2 separate regions of the Homo sapiens genome follow, and region 2 is linked to region 1. Evidence: read pairs that join two places in POLR2A ChIA-PET (ENCODE). Cell type or tissue: B cell. All regions are shown on one strand. Links, peaks and the distances in the headings refer to the core of each region. The heading gives the core; the rest is flanking DNA. Region 1 overlaps FOXO1 (forkhead box O1). Region 2 has its middle 32 kb from the start of LINC00598.

What was found. Peaks named below come from ENCODE experiments on the same cell type or tissue, not always from the same donor. Only the 100,000 strongest peaks of a DNase experiment are listed, where the experiment ranks them.
Region 2: POLR2A ChIA-PET joins it to region 1 with 8 read pairs; 7 of 35 experiments call an interaction of 5 or more read pairs at or near these places.

Annotation. Positions count from the first base shown.
Region 1 is chr13:40,649,663-40,659,377 of GRCh38, forward strand. The region is part of intron 1 of FOXO1 (forkhead box O1); the gene reads right to left. Among named protein-coding and RNA genes, the nearest start is that of FOXO1, 12 kb to the right of the region's middle. RefSeq lists enhancers at 2,053-2,574, 2,575-3,095. In B cell, for the core only: no CTCF peak of the experiment used is centred there; DNase peaks (open chromatin) are centred at 2,679, 2,929 and 3,995; H3K4me3 peaks cover 3,109 bases; H3K27ac peaks cover 6,545 bases.
Region 2 is chr13:40,507,694-40,517,408 of GRCh38, forward strand. No RefSeq gene overlaps it. Among named protein-coding and RNA genes, the nearest start is that of LINC00598, 32 kb to the left of the region's middle. In B cell, for the core only: no CTCF peak of the experiment used is centred there; no DNase peak of the experiment used is centred there.

The DNA.
Region 1 (9,715 bases), core at 632-8,631:
TTTTTTTCTTAAAAATATAATGTATAAGGCATACAATCAAATTAGGTAATAAATTCAGAAATTGACTCACTTCAAACATATACCCTCCAATTGTGAGGAATGAGAAATTCACCATAAATTATGAGCTCCATCTGTACTGATATATTCCCTTCATTTTATTCCACATTCCCCACATTCTTCACCTCTAGTTCAGAATAAAGCAATCACACCAAAGAATGCAATGGCACAAACTTTAACATTCAAACTATTACAGGAAAGGGGTCCCAATCCAGACCTCAAATGACAGTTCTTGGATCTCCCACAAGGAAGAATTCTGGACGAGTCCCTAGAGTAAAGTGAAAGCAAGTTTATTAGGAAAGTAAAGTAATAAAAGAATGGCTACTCCGTAGACAAAGCAGCCCAAGGGCTGCTGATTGCCCATTTTTATGGCTATTTCTTGATGATATGCTAAACGAGGGGTGGATTATTCATGCCTCCCCTTTTTAGACTATATATATAGAGTAACTTCCTGACTTTGCCACAGCACTTGTAAACTGTCATGGGGCTTGTGGGAGTGTGGCAGTGAGAACAACCAGAGGTCACTCTCGTGGCCATCTTTGTTTTGGTGGGTTTTAGCTGGCTTCTTTACTGCAACCTGTTTTACCAGCAAGGTCTTTATGACCTGTATCTTGTGCTGACCAACTATCTCATCCAGTGAGTTAGAATGCCTTAACCGTCTGGGAATGCAGCCCAGTAGGTCTCAGCCTCATTTTACCCAGCTCCTATTCAAAATGGAGTTGCTCTGGTTCACACGCCTCTTGACAAAACTACTTTTTAAGAGGTTTGAATCTCAATTAAGCTGAACAGATTAAGAATGTTTATTTCTGAGTTAGGCACCAAAGGAAGGACAGTAGGCTAAAAAGAGATCACAAAGAAGGGCAGTGACACCCTGAGGGTCCACTCCTCAAGCACAGGGACAGGCCGATTCCAAGACCAACCTAAACACTCAAGAGCAGGCAGGTAATTATTGAAGCCTGTGACAATCATGCTTTTTAAATTGTTATTTTAATAATCTGGATTCTGCTCTTGTTTAGCTTTGGTTTTTGTTGTTGTTAATTGTTGTTGTTTTTTGAGATGGAGTCTCACTCTGTTACCCAGGCTGGAGTGCAGTGGCGCAATCTTGGCTCACTGCAACCTCTGCCTCCTGGATTCAAGCAATTGTCCTGCCTCAGCCTCCCGAGTAGCTGGGACTACAGGCATGCACCACCATGCCCAGCTAATTTGTGTATTTTTAGTAGAGACTGGGTTTCACCACGTTAGCCAGGCTGATCTCAAACTCCTAACCTCAAGTGATCTGCTGACTTCAAGTGATCCGCCAACCTCAGCCTCCCAAAGTGCTGGGGTTACAGGTGTGAGCCACCACGCACTGCCTAGTTTTTTTGGTTTTTTGTTTTTTGTTTTTTGTTTTTGTTTTTTTTTAAGAAACATGGTCCCAGTGTGTTGCCCAGCCTGGACTTGAACTCCTGGGCTCAAGGGATCCTCTGGCCTCAGCCTTGCGAATAGACAAGACTACAGGCACACAGTACTCTCTCTGCCTGGATGGACTCTGCTTCCTTTTTATAAAAAGTACGTTCTAGGTACAGTTCAGAACACTGAAAGTATCAAAATGGCACTTCAAGAAATACAAAGCACCTTAAAGAAATACCCAGAATTACTGGAATATAATTCCCTAGGAGAACCACTACAGAGCACAGAGGTCACAGCAGGGAAAGTATCCACTCCAAAACCAGAAAAGAGGATATCAATAACATCAAAACATGCCTAATTACAGGAATCTTTAACCCTGATAAATTTCCTTAGTATGAATTTTTTTAATTATACCAAATAACTTCAAGAGAGGAAAAAATAAAACATTTTGATGACCTCTAAAATGTAGTCATCAACTGCTAAATGTTTAAAAATAGTGTTTTATCATCATCAGAAAGACTTCATGTTAATACAAATACATGACATACAAATATACATCTAAATATACATTATATTTATAACATAAATATACATCTAAATATACATCATATTTATAATATAAATATAAGATTATAAATAAATTCAGGTCCTACAAAATTCATTCTATCTCAAAATTTCACAAATTCAACAAACTGCTCCAGGCACACCGGTAACAGAAGAGACTGGGAGTATGGGAATCTTTCAAATTCAACGTATGTAAATGTCATAATGGGCCACTGAAGAGAAAATTAAATCCTAAAAGGTTGAAGGGGAGAGACCAATTCAGTCATACAGATTGAAGAACTCTCAGGGTAGGATGATCCACAGGAAGCTTTCCCATTCACCACATGTAAATTTCATGATGGCCTACATACCTACCCATCCAGAGAGAAAAGTTTCCAATGCAACCAGCTTGGTGCCAAGTACACAAACAACCCCAATCGATATTTACAAGTTTTGCAAGTTCCCCTCTCCTCCCTCCCCACTCCCCGTTTAGGAGGTAGCCCTGCAGAGAGAGAGTTCTGCTGCAAACAGATGAGGTAACTGTAATTCAAGAGAGCCCACTTTCTCCTGTATTCAAATCACAGTATAGTATGAATGATGGCAGGCTGAAACCTACTGGTGTAACAAACTGGTGATTCTTTTTTTTTTTTTTTTTTGAGTTGGAGTCTCTGTCGCCCAGGCTGGAGTGTAGCGGCAAGATCTCCGCTCACTGCAACCTCTGGCTCCCCAGGGTCCGCCAACACGCCTGGCTAATTTTTGCATTTTTAGTAAACACGAGGTTTCGCCATGTGGCCCAGGCTGGTATCGAACTCCTAACCTCAGGTTATCCACCCGCCTAGGCCTCCCAAAGTACTGGGATTACAGGCGTGAGCCACCGTGCCGGCCCAAACTGATGATTCTGCAAATTAAACCTCACAGCTCATGAAGGCACATCATCTCTGATACAAAATTATGGTGACTGAACATGCCTATCTTGATGTTACTTATGCAACTCTATCCTGAAGGTTAGAGAAGAGAAAAAACCTTTTTCATGTCAAAATAGAACAATAAAATCCACATTGTGACCGTTACTACCTCAAGAATCTGCCAAAATAAGAGCTTCTAGCTAAACCATATGCAAACCATTTCCTTTGACCTTGCTTCCAAGCAACCAAAATGTCTCAAGTATTTGACGTTTACTTGTATGAACCACTCCCAAATATTTATGTGGTTATTTTGCTTTCAAGCTTTGAAGGACACAACATTTACAAGCCTGGGAATTAGGTGATTCAATTATAATTTCTCTTTCCAAACTAAATTTGAAATCTAAGTGCATTTCTCTTTTTTTTTTTCTTCAAGACAAGAGTATTGCTCTGTCGCCCAGGCTGGAGTGCAGTGGCACAATCTCGGCTCACTGTAACCTCCACCTCCTGGGTTCAAGCCATTCTCCTGCCTCAGCCTCCCGAGTAGCTGGGATTACAGACACGCACCACCACGCCTGGCTAATTTTTGTGTTTTTAGTAGAGGCAGGGTTTCACCATGTTGCCAGGCTTGTCTCGAACTCCTAACCTCATGATCCACCCGCTTCAGCCTCCCAAATTGCTGACATTACAGGCACGAGCCACCACGCCCAGCCTCTAAATGCATTTCTTTTCAGGTACAGAATGCAGGGTGCCTTTTCACTCTCACCCTTGCCACTGCTGCAAGATGAAGACCCTCTCATTCTGTGCTGGGGATTCCTCACTCAAAGAGGGGTTTTCGCTCAGCCACTTGCATGGCAGGCTTCTGAGCCTGGTACCCGCAGAGGAAATGCACTAATTTTTTAATTAAAAAAGGAAAACCAATATGAAAGGAGAGGGCCGAAACACTGAGGAGACAAAGCCCAGTGCCTCCCGGCCTCAGCTAACTCTTCAGAATACCAAACCATTGAAGAAATCTTTATCTTCCCACATAATGCAAACTGGTTTCCCTCTTCCTCCTTTCCTCATTAGGCCCAAATAAGACTTAGGAGGATTAATCATGCGCATTGGCTTTTTTACTGCAGTTACAAAATACAACCACAGAGGTTCCCTCCCTTTCCTGATGCCAGGTTCACTTGGCTACTTTCAGATTTTTAACTGAGCAAAAACCCAGCCCCTCACCAGTAAGTACTTTGTAAGTACTCACCAGTACTTACAAAGGCAGTACTATAACACCTTCAAGATGGGGAAACCACGGTTTTAAACAGAAACACATATTTTCCCTCAACATGGATGCTTTATCATATCTCTAACATAGTAAGAGTAGAGAGTCACAAAACCATGACCTATATTTTCCAGACTGTTAGAACAGCAATTGAGAAAAACTGTTTATCCAAGAAATATCTTTAATGAAACAAAAAAGAACAAAAGCATACAAGGGAAGCCCTCTCTTCCACCCTCTTTCTCATCACAGTTTTGCCCTTATCAGATAAGACAGGTAGGGGTTCCAGGGCTGTTAAGCTCATGGGGTATATCATTAGGACCAGCTCTGTAACTGGAACTGCTCAAAGAATGAATGACATCTTTATTAAGACAAACATCATCTGACCAGGCTCGGTGGCTCATGCCTGTAATCTCAGCACTTTGGGAGGCTGAGGTGGGCAGGTCACAAGGTCAGGAGTTCAAGACCAGCCTAGCCAAGACAGTGAAACCTCATCTCTACTAAAAATACTAAAAAAAAAAAAAAAAAAAAAAAAAAAAAATTAGCCAGGCGTGGTGGTGGCCGCCTGTAATCCCAGCTACTCAGGAGGCTGAGACGGAGAACTACTTGAACTCTGGAGGCGGAGGTTGCAGTGAACCGAGATGGTGTCACTGCACTCCAGCCTGGGCGACAGAGCGAGACTCTGTCACAAAAAAAAAAAAAAAGAAGAAAAAGAAAAAGACAAACATCATCTAGGGAGAAAAATACATCAACGCAGAAAAAAAAGATTTTCTTTTTAGGTCTCGAAGATCTGTATACAAGATGCTGGAACCAAGTCACACTGAAAAAGTTGACAGCCTGGAAATTTCTATATGTGGCTGGCCAGAGATGTATAAAGAATACAGTGGGGCTTACTGGAGATAACAGCACTTCCCAGATGAGGGGTGCTGCAGTGTAGACCAAGGGGCCACGACACTTTAGAGGTGGTACTGGCCTCTGAGAAGGCAGAGGTCTCTAAGAATTAAAGAACTCCTATGACTTAAGGTCAGCAGAGATAGGCTATCTTGAAAGAAATGATCTACCTCCCTTCCCTGAGGGAGATAAGAACCCTCAGGGAACCCTCCCTTCAAAATTAGAACCAAGATGAGAATGAAGTTGAAGGATGAAGATGTTTTATATAATATCTTTACTTACAAAAATTAAAAGACCAAAGATGTGCTGTAATTCTGAACTTCACTGGATCTACAAACATCAATAGTGGTCGGCAGGGCGTGGGGGCTCATGCCAGTGATCCCAGCACTTTGGGAGGCCAAGGTGGGTGGATCAGTTGAGGTCAGGATTTCGAGACCAGTCTGGCCAACATGGTGAAACCCCGTCCCTACTAAAAATACAAAAATTAGCTAGGTGTGGTGGTCTCTACTATTACAGGTGTGCCTGTAATCCCAGCTATTTGGGAGGGTGAGGCAGGAGAATCGCTTGAACCTGGGAGGCAGAGGTTGCAGTGAGCCAAGATTGGGCCACCGCACTCCAGCTTGGTGACAGAGTTAGACCCCATCTCAAAAAAAAAAAAAAAAAAAAATTAGACTGGCCAGTTCCATATTGTTTCCTAGTTGGTTTTGACTAGTTTTGCCTGACATCATTAACAATCATGCAAGTGTGAGATCCTGGTGCGTCTGAAAGCTATTTTCTCCACGTGGAAGGTAACTTAGACATTTAATAAAACCTCACGGTAGTGGGCTTTTTCATTTATTTAACTGTCCCCCACCCCTCATCAGCAATGTACCTTTTAAATAAAATGTCTGCTTCTATAGGGATAAATATATTAGTAAAATAGTTTTCTACACTTCTTTTTTTTTTTTTTTTTTTTTGGCAGAGTCTTGCTGTCGCCCAGGCTCAGGCCGGAGTGTCGTGGCATAATCTCAGCTCACTACAGCCTCCACCTCACAGGTCTGAGGCATTTTCGTGCCTCAGTCTCCCAAGTAGCAGGGACCACAGGCATGCACCATCACCACTGGCTAATTTTTTGTATTTTTAGTAGAGATGGGATTTCACTATATTGGCCAGGCCAACTCCTGGCTTCCAGTGATCTACCCACCTCAACCTCCCAAAGTGCTGGGATTACAGGTGTGAGCCACCGCGCCCGGACAGCTCTCCTCAACACTTGCCATTTCTAAATGGCTGATGAGTGTTATTTAATCTACAACTGTGCCTTCTGATGTGCCACAATGCCATTTTTACTGCATAAACCTTTTGGTTCAACATGAGCTAGTCAGACTCACTCCAAGTACACTTAACAGTTAATACATTCAGTCCTATTGGACTGTAATGGTGTCAGTTTTGCATTTGGCCTATCCAAATTTAACCTCCTCTGGATCTATTGAAATATCCCATTATAATCTTCATTCTTGCATTTGGGTTAGTGGGAAGATAATTATTGCAATAAGAAAGCCATCAAGGATATCTAATATTTAGCTAAGGCAATATTAGAACTGACATTTACATTTTGAAGTATCTTTTCAAGCCAATATAACCTTCCCTCATAATTGCCTTAAGTATATTTTGAAATTGCTGACTTCAATTCAGAATTTCTCATTTTTCAAAAAAGCAAGACTTAATTTAATAGTAATCTTTCTTTCTTTGAATCACTCTGCTACCAGGACACTGGGCCTCACTGAAGTTAATTTTAAAGAACAGATCAAGCAAAAAGCTAAATACATTGTAAATGCCAACTATTCACATTAAGTCAATTACATAATCTGTTCTATGTATTGCCAAATTCCGTATGTCAGTTTCAAAATCAACTGCAGTACACTGGCTATAAATTGCATTCCATAGGTCTCCATATTTACACAAGTGTGTTCCTAAGTAGTTGCATTTTAAAATTGTTTAATGTAATCATATTTTCATAATTTCTTATTTGGCAAAAACAAAGATATCATTTGATAAATTTGGTCCATAACACAGCATTATTTTCATAATATGTCCTTTCTACCTATACTTTTCAAACTGTTTGTGTATTTCACATGCCTATCACTCTGAGAAATTTTTTTTTTTTTTTGAGACCGAGTCTCTCTCTGTCGCCCAGGCTGGAGTGCAGTGGCACGATCCAGGCTCACTGTAAGCTCCGCCTCCTGGATTCACACCATTCTCCCGCCTCAGCCTCCCGAGTAGCTGTGACTACAGGCACCCGCCACCACACTTGGCTAATTTTTTTCTGTCTTTTTAGTAGAGACGGGATTTCACCGTGTTAGCCAGGATGGTCTCAATCTCCTGACTTCGCACTCAGAGAAACTGATGCTTCCCATATTTTCAGGCCTTTATGAATGCCAGTCCACCATCCCAAAAATATATCTTGAAAATAAGATGAACTAATGGACAGAAAGATGTGCATTTACACAGATATATGATCAAGCAAGCATAATGAAATGTCATTAGTAGAAAAGGTAGTAGAAATTCTTCCAATTTTGCTGAATGCTTGAAAATTTTCATAGCGAAATCGTAAGGGAACAATCTCCCATCCTTTTTTTTCTTTTTTTTTTTTTTTTGAGATGGGAGTCTTGCTGTGTCGCCCAGGCTGGACTACAGTGGCGTGATCTCGGCTAACCGCAACCTCCACCCCTCCAACCCCCTGCCCCAAGTTCAAGCAATTCTCCTGCCTCAGCCTCACAAGTAGCTGGGACTACAGATGCATGCCACCACACTCACTTAATCTCTTCTATTTTTAGCAGTGACAGGGTGTTGCCATGTTGGCCAAGCTGGTTTCTAACTCCTGACCTCAAATGATCTGCCCACCTTGGCCTCCCAAAGTGCTGGGATTACAGGCATGACCCACTGTGCCAGGCCCAATCTCCCATTTTCAAAGCCTGGTTCAACGGCCAATACAGAACTTCATTTTTCTCTAAGACACTTAACTCTTCCCACTGTATATCATAGTTACTTACACATTGCATCTAGTCTTCCTACTGGATCTATGTTTTGAGTCATTGCTACCACTCAAAAACACCTAGCACATCTTGTACACAGTAATTATTCAACAAATAAATGGAAAAAAAAGGACTCTGACAATCTGTTGAAAACAAAATAATCACTGTTCTTTAGTTATACTACTTCTTAAATTATTCTCACATGATACAGACTGTGATATTCTCAACACACAGGAAGCTGAAATATAAAAGACCCATGTATCAAGAAAGAATTTTTTTCCTAACAACATATTTACAATGTAACTGAGAAGCCAAGACATACAGACATTAAAGTTAAATTATATATAATACACAGCAGCATGAATTAAAAGATTACCAGATATTCACTCAGAGGACAAAAATTCCTCTGGGTAGGAGCCAAGATTGGAAGTTGGTGAACTGACTTGAACCTTGCACACTGAGCAAGATCTGCTGAATTTCAGGGCTCAAGATGATCTAAGCTCTGGGGACAGGAGCGTCTAGGCCTGAAATACTAAAAGCTAAACGAGGGGAATGGTTAGCGGGTAGGAACGGAAAGTCTCAACAGACCCTGAGAAAGAAGAGTTAACAGACTTGGGAACACTAAACACCAGGAGAGTGCTCAAGAAGACACCAAGGTTTGAAAACTAGGGAAAGAACTAACTAGACCATTAACCCAACTGGGGACCTTGAAATGAGCCATCTGAGGGCAGGGGGAAATACAGTATGTTCAGTTTTAGACATGCTGGATTTGAGATAAAAGTGGGACCTCCAGAGCCTTTAGGTAACTGGATACACAAGGCAACAGAGAGTAAGTTACCTAAGAAAATACCAGAGAAAAAGTCCACAACTAGTCCTGAGGTATACTTATGAATGAGGATAGGAGAAGGAAAAATAAGCGAACCAACTGGAGAAGCCAGATGGCAGGAGGACCATTGTAATGGAATCCAAGATAAGAAACGATTTCTCAAAGCAAAGCTAAGAAAAGGAAGACGTGGCCGGGCGCAGTGGCTTACGCCTGTAATCCTAGCACTTTGGGAGGCCGAGGCGGGTGGATCACAAGGTCAGGAGATGGAGACCATCCTGGCTAACACGGTGAAATCCCGTCTCTACTAAAAATACAAAAAAAAATTAGCCGGGCGTGGTGGTGGGCGCCTGTAGTCTCAGCTACTCAGGAGGCTGAGGCAGGAGAATAGCGTGAACCCGGGAGGCGGAGCTTGCAGTGAGCCAAGATTGCACCACTGCACTCCAGCCTGGATGACTGAGCAAGACTCCATCTCAAAAAAGAAAAAGAAAAGAAAAGGAAGACTTAGGCTGGGCCCAGTGGCTCACGCCTGTAATCCCAGCACTTTAGGTGGGCAGATCACGAGGTTAGGAGTTCGAGACCAGCCTGACCAACATGGTGAAACCCTGTCTCTACTAAAAATACAAAAATTATCCAGGTGTGGTGGCATGTGCCTGTAATCCCAGCTACTCGGGAGGCTGAGGCAGGAGAATCACCTGAACCTGGGAGGCAGAGGTTGCAGGGGGCTGAGATCACGCCACTGCACTCCAGCCTGGGTGACAGAGCAAGACTCCGTCTCAAAAAAAAAAAAAAAAAGAAAAGAAAAGAAAAGGAAGACTTAGACACACACACGCCCAACTCT
Region 2 (9,715 bases), core at 1,054-9,053, 140 kb before region 1:
CAAATGTCCACACCTTCCACTTATTCAAGTAAAAGAACCAGAAGGAAGGATGTTCATTCCCTTTTTTTTTTTTTTTTTTTTTTGAGACAGAGTCTCATTCTGTCACCAGGCTGGAGTGCAATTGTGCAATCTCGGCTCACTGCAACTTCCACCTCCCGGGTTCAAGCGATTCTCCTGCCTCAGCCTCCCGAGTAGCTGGGATTACAAGCATGCACCACCACGCCCAGCTAATTTTTGGTATTTTTAGTAGAGACAGGGTTTCATCGTGTTGGCCAGGATGGTCTCAATCTCTTGAACTTGTGATCCACCTGCCTCGGCCTCCCAAAGTGCTGAGATTCCAGGCGTGAGCCACTGCGCCCAGCCCATTCCCTCTTTAATTAGCTTTTTCTCCTTATGCCTTTTTGATTTTTTCATCTCAACACAAAGCGAACACAAATCTAGAAAGAGAGAGAGAGAACTTCATCTGGAAACAAAAGATAGAACCCTTTCCATTTCATTGGCTGGCAATAAAGACTGAAACTTCATCACCATGTTGCCTGGCAACCCAGGAAATATTGTTGTGATTAAACAAAAACTATCTGGAGTAAATTCACAATGAAACAGCTGAAAAGCATTATATCATCCTGCATTCCACTATGAAGACATGAGCAGCAGATACCCTGGGACTGTTCACCCCCCAAAACACAAAAAAACAAATATACCGACATCGCCAAGAGGCAGCCTAGAGGCCAGGAAATTCCCTGGACTAGGATCAGAAGTCCTGGGCAAGTCTCATAACCTTTGGGGCGGTCAGAGTTTTTTTCATCTGCAGAAAGAACAAGTAGAATTAATAAGCTCTGACATTTCATGTTTCAAAAGAAATAGTAAAAACTGGGAGCATCGTGCCAGTCATCTTTTTGAACGGCAGCATTCATTTAAGAGCCATGAACAGTGATCCACAGGCCTAAAGGGTGAAAGTCGCCCATCTTGCCTTAAATAAAATCCACAGTGGGATTGGTTGGGTTCCCATAAGCTGTTGATGCCCCAGTTATTACAAGTAACTCTCCTGGCTTAGAAAAGCAGAAGCTCAGCATTATGAGAACAGCTCATCTCATTAAGACAAAAATATCTCCTAGAAATTTCTTTAAGGCTATTACAGCGAGCAACCTTGGAATCAAAGAGACCAGGCAAAATTAAAGCAACTTGTTTGTAGAAATCACAAGTGAGTAGACTTAAAAAAAAAAAAAATCTGACAAAAGAAGCTGCAGATGAAACCTAAAAACCACAGCAACAAAGCTTTGAAGAATATAGTGTGGTGGCTAAAAACATTAAAATCAAAGACTCTGGGTTCAAATTCTGTCTTTACCACTGATTGGTTGGGGTGCTATTGAAACTCTGCATCTCCATTTATCCATCTGTATGTGAGTATGATTACTGTAGGAATGAAATGAGTTAGTAATATGCTTAGAAGAGTGGCTGACACATAGTTAGCAGCTGTCGTTATTTCAGCATGAGCCCATAATTGTTAATACCAGTGCTAGAGTCAGATGGGCCTGGATTCAAAGCCCAGCACCACTGGTTATTAGCAGTTGACCTCTGTGCAAGCTTCTTAACCTCCCTCTAAGTCTCGGTTTTTCATCAATAAGATGGGAATAATCATATAATACCTCATAGAGTTGTGAGGATTAAATGAGATAATGCTTGTGAAATGCACAGCAGAACATAGCTGTCACAAATCTCTACTGTCCAGGATTCATCAAGAAATTTCTCTGCAATTTCCCTATTAATAGTTTCTCACTGCTTTTCCATGCCATAAAAACTAACAATGAGCCAGTCACGGTGCCTCATGCCTGTAATCTTGGTGGGAGGATCGCTAGAGCCCAGGAGTTCGAGAGCAGCCTGGGCAACAAAGTGAAACCCTTTCTCTACAAAAAATTTAAAAATTACCTGGGCTTGGTGGTGTACACCTGTAGTCCCAGCTACTTGGGAGGCTGAGGTGGGAGAATCACCTGAGCCCAGTAGGTCAAGGCTGCAGTGAGCCATGATCATGCCACCGCACTCCAGCCTAGGCAACAGAGTGAGACCTTGTCTCAAAAACAAACAAACCAACAAACAAAAAAACCCAAACAATAAATGGTTAAGATGGTAAATTTTATGTTATATATATTTTACTACAACATATTTACATTGGAAAAGGAAAACATCGGCTATCACGACATTTCAATGAGGGAAAAAATAGTCTTTTCAACAAATAATGCTGGGAAAATTGGATAACCACATGCAAAAGAATGAAGTTGGACCCTTTCCTCACACTTATACAAAAATTACCTCAAAATGAGTCAAAGACCTAAATGTGAAAGCTAAACTATTAAACTCTTAGAAGAAACATAGGCATAAGTCTTTGTGGCCTTGGATTAAGCAATAGTGTCTTAGCTATTATGCCAAAAGCACAAATAACAACCACAAAAAAATACATAAATTGGACATGATCAAAATTACAACTTTTGCCCTTCAGAGGACAGCATCAAGAAGGTTAAAAAAAAAAAACCTACAGAATGGGAGAAAATATTAGCAAATCATATATCTGATAAGGGACTTGTATCCAGCACATATAAATAACTTTTACAACTCCTTAATAAAAACACAAATTACCCAATTAATAAACGGGCAAAGGATCTGACTAGATATTTCTCCAAAGGAGATATATTAATGGTTAATAAGCACATGACTAGATTCTCAACATCATTAGCTCTTAGGGAAAGGCAAATCAAAGCCACAGTGATATCACTTCATACCACCAGGATGAATATAATAAAAAAGACAGAAATAACAAGTGTTGGTGAGAATGTGGAGAAATTGGAACACTCATTTACATTGCTAATGGGAATAAAAAAATGATGCAGCCATTTGTTTGGAAAACAGTCTTGACAGTTCCTCAAAAAGTTAAACATAGAGTTACCATATGATCCAGCAATTCAAGCCCTAGTTACATACCCAAGAGAACTAAAAACATGTCCATACAAATATTGTACACAAATCCTCTTAGCAGCATTATTCATAATTATCAAAAAGTGTAAACAACTAAAATTTCCACCAACTGATGAATAAATGTACTATATCCAGAAAATGGAATAGTATTCAACAATAAAAAGGAATGAAATGCTAATAAATGCTGCAGTATGACTGAAACTTGAAAATCTTGAAAGAAGCCAGTCACAAAAGACCACACAAATTGTATGATTCCACGAAATCATACAATCCATCAGGATAGGCAAGTCCATCAGCAGGAGGAAGTAAATCAGTTGTTTCCTAGAGGTGGGGGTATGGGGGATACTGATTATGGGAAATGGGGAATGACTGCTGATAGGTACAGGGTTTCCTTCTGGAGTGACGAAAATGCTCTAAAACTGATCGTGGCAATGACTACACAATTGTGAATATACTAACAACCACTGAATTGTACACTTTAAATGAGTGAATTGTATGGCACGCGAATTATCTTTTAAAAGCTGTTATACCCAGTAATGGGATTGCTGGGTCAAATGATATTTCTGGTTCTAGGTTTCTGAGGAATCACCAACTGTTTTCCACAATGGTTGAGCTAATTTACACTCCCACCAACAGTGTAAAAGCGTTCCTATTTCTCCACAGCCTCGCCAGCATCTGTTGTTTCTTGGCTTTTTAATAATTGCCATTCCGACTGGTGTGAGATGATATCTCATTGTGGTTTGATTTGCATTTCTCTAACGATCGGTGATGTTGAGATTTTTTTCATGTTTGTTGGCCGCATAAATGTCTTATTTTGAGAAGTGTCTGTTCATGTCCTTTGCTCACTGTTTAATGGGGTTGTTTTTTTTTTCTTATAAATTTGTTTAAGCTTCTTGTAGATTCTGAATATTAGCCCTTTGTCAGATGGATAGATTGCAAAAATTTTCTCCCATTCTGTAGGTTGTCTGTTTACTCTGATGATACTTTTTTTTTTTTTTTTTGCTATGCAGAAGCTCTTTAATTAGATACCATTTGTCAATTTTGGCTTTTGTTGCAATTGCTTTTGAAGTTTTCATCATGAAATCTTTGCCCATGCCTATATCCTGAATGGTACTGCCTAGATTTTCTTCTAGGGTTTTTATAGTTTGGGGTTTTACATTTAAGTCTTTAATCCATATAAAGTTAATTTTTGCATAAGGTGTAAGGAAGGGGTCCAGTTTCCATTTCCTGTGTATGGCTAGCCAGTTTTCCCAGCACCATTTATTAAATAGGGAATCCTTTCCCCATTGCTTGTTATTGTCAGGTTTGTTGAAGATCAGATGGTTGTAGATGTGCAGTCTTATTTCTGAGATCTCTATTCTGTTCCACTGGTCCATAAAGGAATATAAATCATTCTATTATAAATATACATGCACATGTATGTTCATTGCAACACTATTCACAATAGCAAAGACATAGATTCAACCCAAATGCCCATCAGTGATAGACTGGATAAAGAAAATATGGTACAAATACACCGTGGAATACTGTACAGCCATAAAAAGGAACGAGATCATGTCCTTTGCAGGGACATGGATGAAGCTGGAAGCCATTAACCTCAGCAAAGTAACACAGGGACAGAAAACCAAACACCACACATGTTCTCACTTATAAGTGGGAGTTGAACAATGAGAATACATGGACACAGGGAGGGGAACATTACACACTGGGGCCTGTCCGGGGGCAGGGGGAAGGAGAACATCAGGAAGGATAGCTAATGGATGCTGGGCTGAATACCTAGGTGATGGGTTGGTAGGTGCAGCAAACCACCATGGCACACATTTACCTATGTAACAATCTTGCACGGCCTGCACATGTATCCAGGAACTTAAAATAAAATAAAATTAATATTTTTTAAAAGACAAAAAAATTAAAAAGCTGTTATAAATAAAAAATTAACAATGGAAATTATCGGAAGCCTCTTCAGCTTGGAGGATCAATTCTGTAGACCTTCAGATGGGCCCAGGCCATATCCCAGCATAAGCAGTAGGGGCTGACAATGGGACTGTCCGGAAGGCCCCCGAGGTGGAGAGAACCTGGGAGAGATTCCAGACCAGTTGCTGAATGTGTGCAAGTTCCCTGCACCCTTTCCCTTCTTCAGTTTCATGGGTGAAAGGTTGTTCAGTTTCACGGGTGAATGAAGTATGGAGATGCAGATAAACTGAGCACCCAGCCCTCTTTCCCCCAGTAAAATAGAACTGGTCACACCACAAGTAGTCATTCATCTTCCTTGCTCAAGCTCCATCCCATGAATCCCATCTACCTGTAAGAATCCGCAGGAGAGCGCCACGAGGTAGACTGTGCTTTGGAGGATGGCATCCCAAGGGAGTTGAAGGTGAGGAAACTAGCAGTGAGCCACTGGTCAACAGTGTGCAAACTGTGAAGATCTCTGCTGGGGTATTTGAAGCTTACCTCAAAAAGGAGTCCCAAGGCTTTGTGTAAAACATTGTCTACTCATAGTATTACTGCAGATTCCTCCTAAGAACCTACTAGTTAAAATTTTGTGTGTGTGAGGTTGCAGGAAAAGAGCACAATATTAGAGCAGAAAAGATAAGAGACTCAAATAGAAATGGAAAATTTTTTTAAATCTTCTTTCTCACTTTCTATTACTCCTTTCTTTCTTGGGTTTCATGTCTTCTTTCTTCCTTTGCCTCTCTTTCCCTTTTCTGGCCTGCAATCACCTCGCTCTGTCATGTCTGGTCACAAGATGTTTCAGTAAGCAGCTTGTGAGCATCTCAGAAAATGTGTGTCTCTCTGTCTCTGTATGCTGATACCTACCGTGGCACCTCACATGAAATGGGAGCTCAAAAATAATTACTCTTGTTTGAGTTAAATGCTACAGCACAGTGATCATCAGTTACAGAGCTCGAGACCAATTTCTGTGGGTTGATGCCATTTCCTTGGGTTTTGAAGCAGAAGTCCTCTGAGGGATGTACCTTAGACCCTAGCCCTTATGTTTGACTGGTTATTTTCCAAGCTGTTACCTGTTCATATGTGTATTCCTATTCTTTCCAAGGCTAATCCTGTGAAAACAGATCAAAGCATTTCATTCTTCTAAGTCAGAGACTGGGTCAGACTGTATTTTCCAAAGATAGCCACATTTTTGTGGATCCATTCTTACCATGTGAAAAACATTGTCTACACATAGTATTACCGCAGATTCCTCCTAAGAACCTACTAAAATTTTGTGTGTGTAAGTTTGGCATCAAGAAATGGGGTCTATGTTCCCTCCCTTTGGACGTGACTCCTCTACCAATAAAGTATGGCTATGTGATCTCTGAGGTTAGGATATCAAAGGTAATACAGCTTCCATTTGGATCTCCTTCTCTTGGGACATATGAACTTGTATTCATTAGCCACCATGTAAGACATTTGGCCCTCAAAGCTACTATGAGGGAGAGACAATATGGAGACAGCACATAGAGAGTGCCAAGGAGCCCCAGCTGTTCCAGCCCCCAACTCTTTGTGTCTTCCCAGCCCAGTCACCAGACATATGAGTGAGTGAGCCTTCAGAGGACTCCAACTTCAGCCTTCAAGCCACCCTATTCAATACTAAGTGGAATAGCAACAAGCTATCCTTGCCCAGACTGAAGATTTGTGAGCAAAATAAATGTTTTTAAGCCACCACGTTTTGGAGTGAATATTACAGAGCCATATGACTGGAAGAGTGTCCTCCCCTAGGCCGGGAGAAAGTAAGCTCTTCTCTGAAGTATAAATCTTCAGCTCCTCCATCACTCCTTAAAAAGTCTCTAATCTGTAAGTCACCATCGTCTGACAGAACCTCCTGCCACAGAATGTGTTACTATGGGGCCTGCCCCCAAGTCACTGTCAGGCAGCAGCTGCTCTTCGGACAGGGCTGGAACAGAGAGAAGAAGGTTAATCTAGTGCCTCTGAAATACCTCCCAGGTGTCATCCACAGGAGGTGATATCTCCCTCCCTATGTTTTAGGGATACAAACATATATGGTAAAATTATGAGAAAAAAGCAAGAGAATGATCAATAAGAAATTCAGTGTAGGGCAGCAGATGAGGTCAGGCCCACAGGTAGTGAATGCTAAGTTCGAGGGTGCTCATTTGACTATTACACTTCCTAACTTACATATACATTACCTATGTTCCTTTGTGTGTATAAAATATTGCATAGCAAAAAAATGACTAAAAATAAATGTTAGGTTAATAAACATTTCTAACTTAAAAAAAAAAAAAAACAAGAACCACTTGGCCCCATCCAATGAGTTGCCCTGCCCTGCCCTCACTATATATTTTGTTTCGTGCTGACTTCTCCATTCTTGCCCCAATCACGTGGCTCTATCCAACTTCCAGTGCTGGTCCCCTCTTGCTGTGGCCTAACTGGTTTCCTGTACCCATTTCTTCTTCCCATGACATGTTCTGCTGTCCAGTTAGCCTTCTTAGCCTTCTTTTTTTTTTTTTTTTTTTCTTTTTGAGACAGGGTCTTGCTCTGTCAATCAGGCTGAAGTGCAGTGGTGCCATTATTGCTCATTGCAGCCTCAACCTCCTGGGCTCAAGGATCCTCCCACCTCAGCCTCCCATGTAGCTGGGACCACAGGTGTGCACCACCATACCCAGCTAAATTTTTAAAAAATTTTATAGAGACAGAGTTCTCATTTTGTTGCCCAGGCTAGACTCGAACTCCTAGGCTCAAGGGATCCTCTCACCTCCATCTCCCAAAGTGCTGTGATTATAGGCATAAGCCACCACAACCCCACCCAGTTAGCTTTCTTAAACACCATTCTAATCCTGCCTTTCACAGCTCAGTCTCTTTCAGAGCCCCTCATGGCCCCAGCATTAAAATCTAGAGCCCAGGCTGGGCACAGTGGCTCATCCCTGTAATCCCAGCACTTTGGGAGGCCGAAGCGGGCAGATAACTTGAGGCCAGGAGTTTGAGACCAGCCTGGCCAACATGGCAGAAACCCCATCTCTATTAAAAATACAAAAAATTAGCTGGGCATGGTGGTGCGTGCCTGTAGTCCCAGCTACTCAGGAGTCTGAGGCAGGAGAATTGCTTGAACCCAAGAGACAGTGAACCTGTATCATGCCACTATACTCCAGCCTGGGGAACAGTGAGACTCTTTCTCAAAAAAAAAAATAATAATAATAATAATAATCTAGAGCCTGACTTCCTTAGCCTGGCAGTCAAAGCCCCCACAATCCAGATGCTTCCTGTTCATGACACTCCAGCCAAGCTATGCCATTTCCCATTCATGTCTCCTGATCTCCCACACAAGTGTCTTTGTTCTGTGATTCCACTTGTCTCTCTCCTACTTCTCCATGTTTCCATCATATCCATCCTTGAAAACCCAGTTCCAGTATCTCCACTTTCATGAGACCTTTTCTGATCTACCCTAGGGTAGATATATGCACAGCATTCTCACTGCTTCTCGCCAGCAGGGCTCTAAGTGTTATGGACAGGGAACACTCCTCACTTTCTGACCTGCATACAGGTAGTCCATGCCCGTTCCTTTCCCCGGTGAGATTGCAGGTTCATTTAGGGCAGGGGCCGTAACTGATTCATTTTGTTTGCCCTTAAAATTTCTTAACACATCAGGCAGGGCATGGTGGCTCATGCCCGTAATCCCAGCATTTTGGGAGGCCAAGGGGGGTGGATCACCTGAGGTTGGGAGTTCGAGACCAGCCTGACCAACATGGAGAAACCCCGTCTCTACTAAAAATACGAAATTAGCCGGGCATGGTGGCACATGCCTGTAATCCCAGCTACTTGGGAGGTTGAGGCAGGAGAATCCCTTGAACCTGGGAGGCGGAGGTTGCAGTGAGCCGAGATCACGCCATTGTACTCCAGCCAGGGCGGTAAGAGCAAAACTCCATCAAAAAAAAAAATGTCTTAACACATCAAACATTCTATATTTTTAGAATGAATGAATGGGTCACTAAATGAATGAATTTTACGTCAAAATAATGAATGAATTCTACATCAAGAGCCAACCTAGGAACACTATAAAGTGAAGAAAATTTGTCTTTAGTGTCTCCAGCCTCCTAGCCAGTTGCCCTCCCCTGCTAGGAGTTTACCTCTTCCCATCCAGCTACCTAGGAACTGCATATCTACTTGCCCAAGCAGAACCTGCCTTTGGAAAAATACCTGATAAATTCATTTACACTCCTACATAAACCACTGACAAGGCTTCTGAGGTTACTGTTCTTTTACTGAGAAGCACTTATTTTGTTAACAGAAGACAAGGTGGAAGACTATATCAGTATTGGATTGAATAGCGTAGTCCCAAAATTTGCTTCCCCCCAACCTCAGAAGGTGACCTTATTTGGAAAGAGGGCCTTTGCAGATGTTAGTTAAGATGGGATCATACTGGACTGGGGGGACCCTAAGTCCAATGACTGGTATCTTTATAAAAAGATCATGAAAGACACAGAGACAGAGAAAAGACAGCTGCACGAAGAGATGGAAATTGGAGTGACGCAGCTGAGGAATACTAAGGATTGCCTGCAACACCAGAAGCTAGGGACAGGCAAGAAAGGATTCTTCCCTAGAGCCTTTAGACACTTTGATTTCAGACTTCTGGCCTCCAGAACTGTGAGAGAATGCATTTCTGTTGTTTTAAGCCACCCAGTTTGTTGTACTTTGTTACAGCAGCCCAGGAAACTAATATAATGTCTAAAAATCTGAAATACTGGCTTCTATGGCACAACTGGACCCTTCAGAGAGGTATATTGGGAGAAGG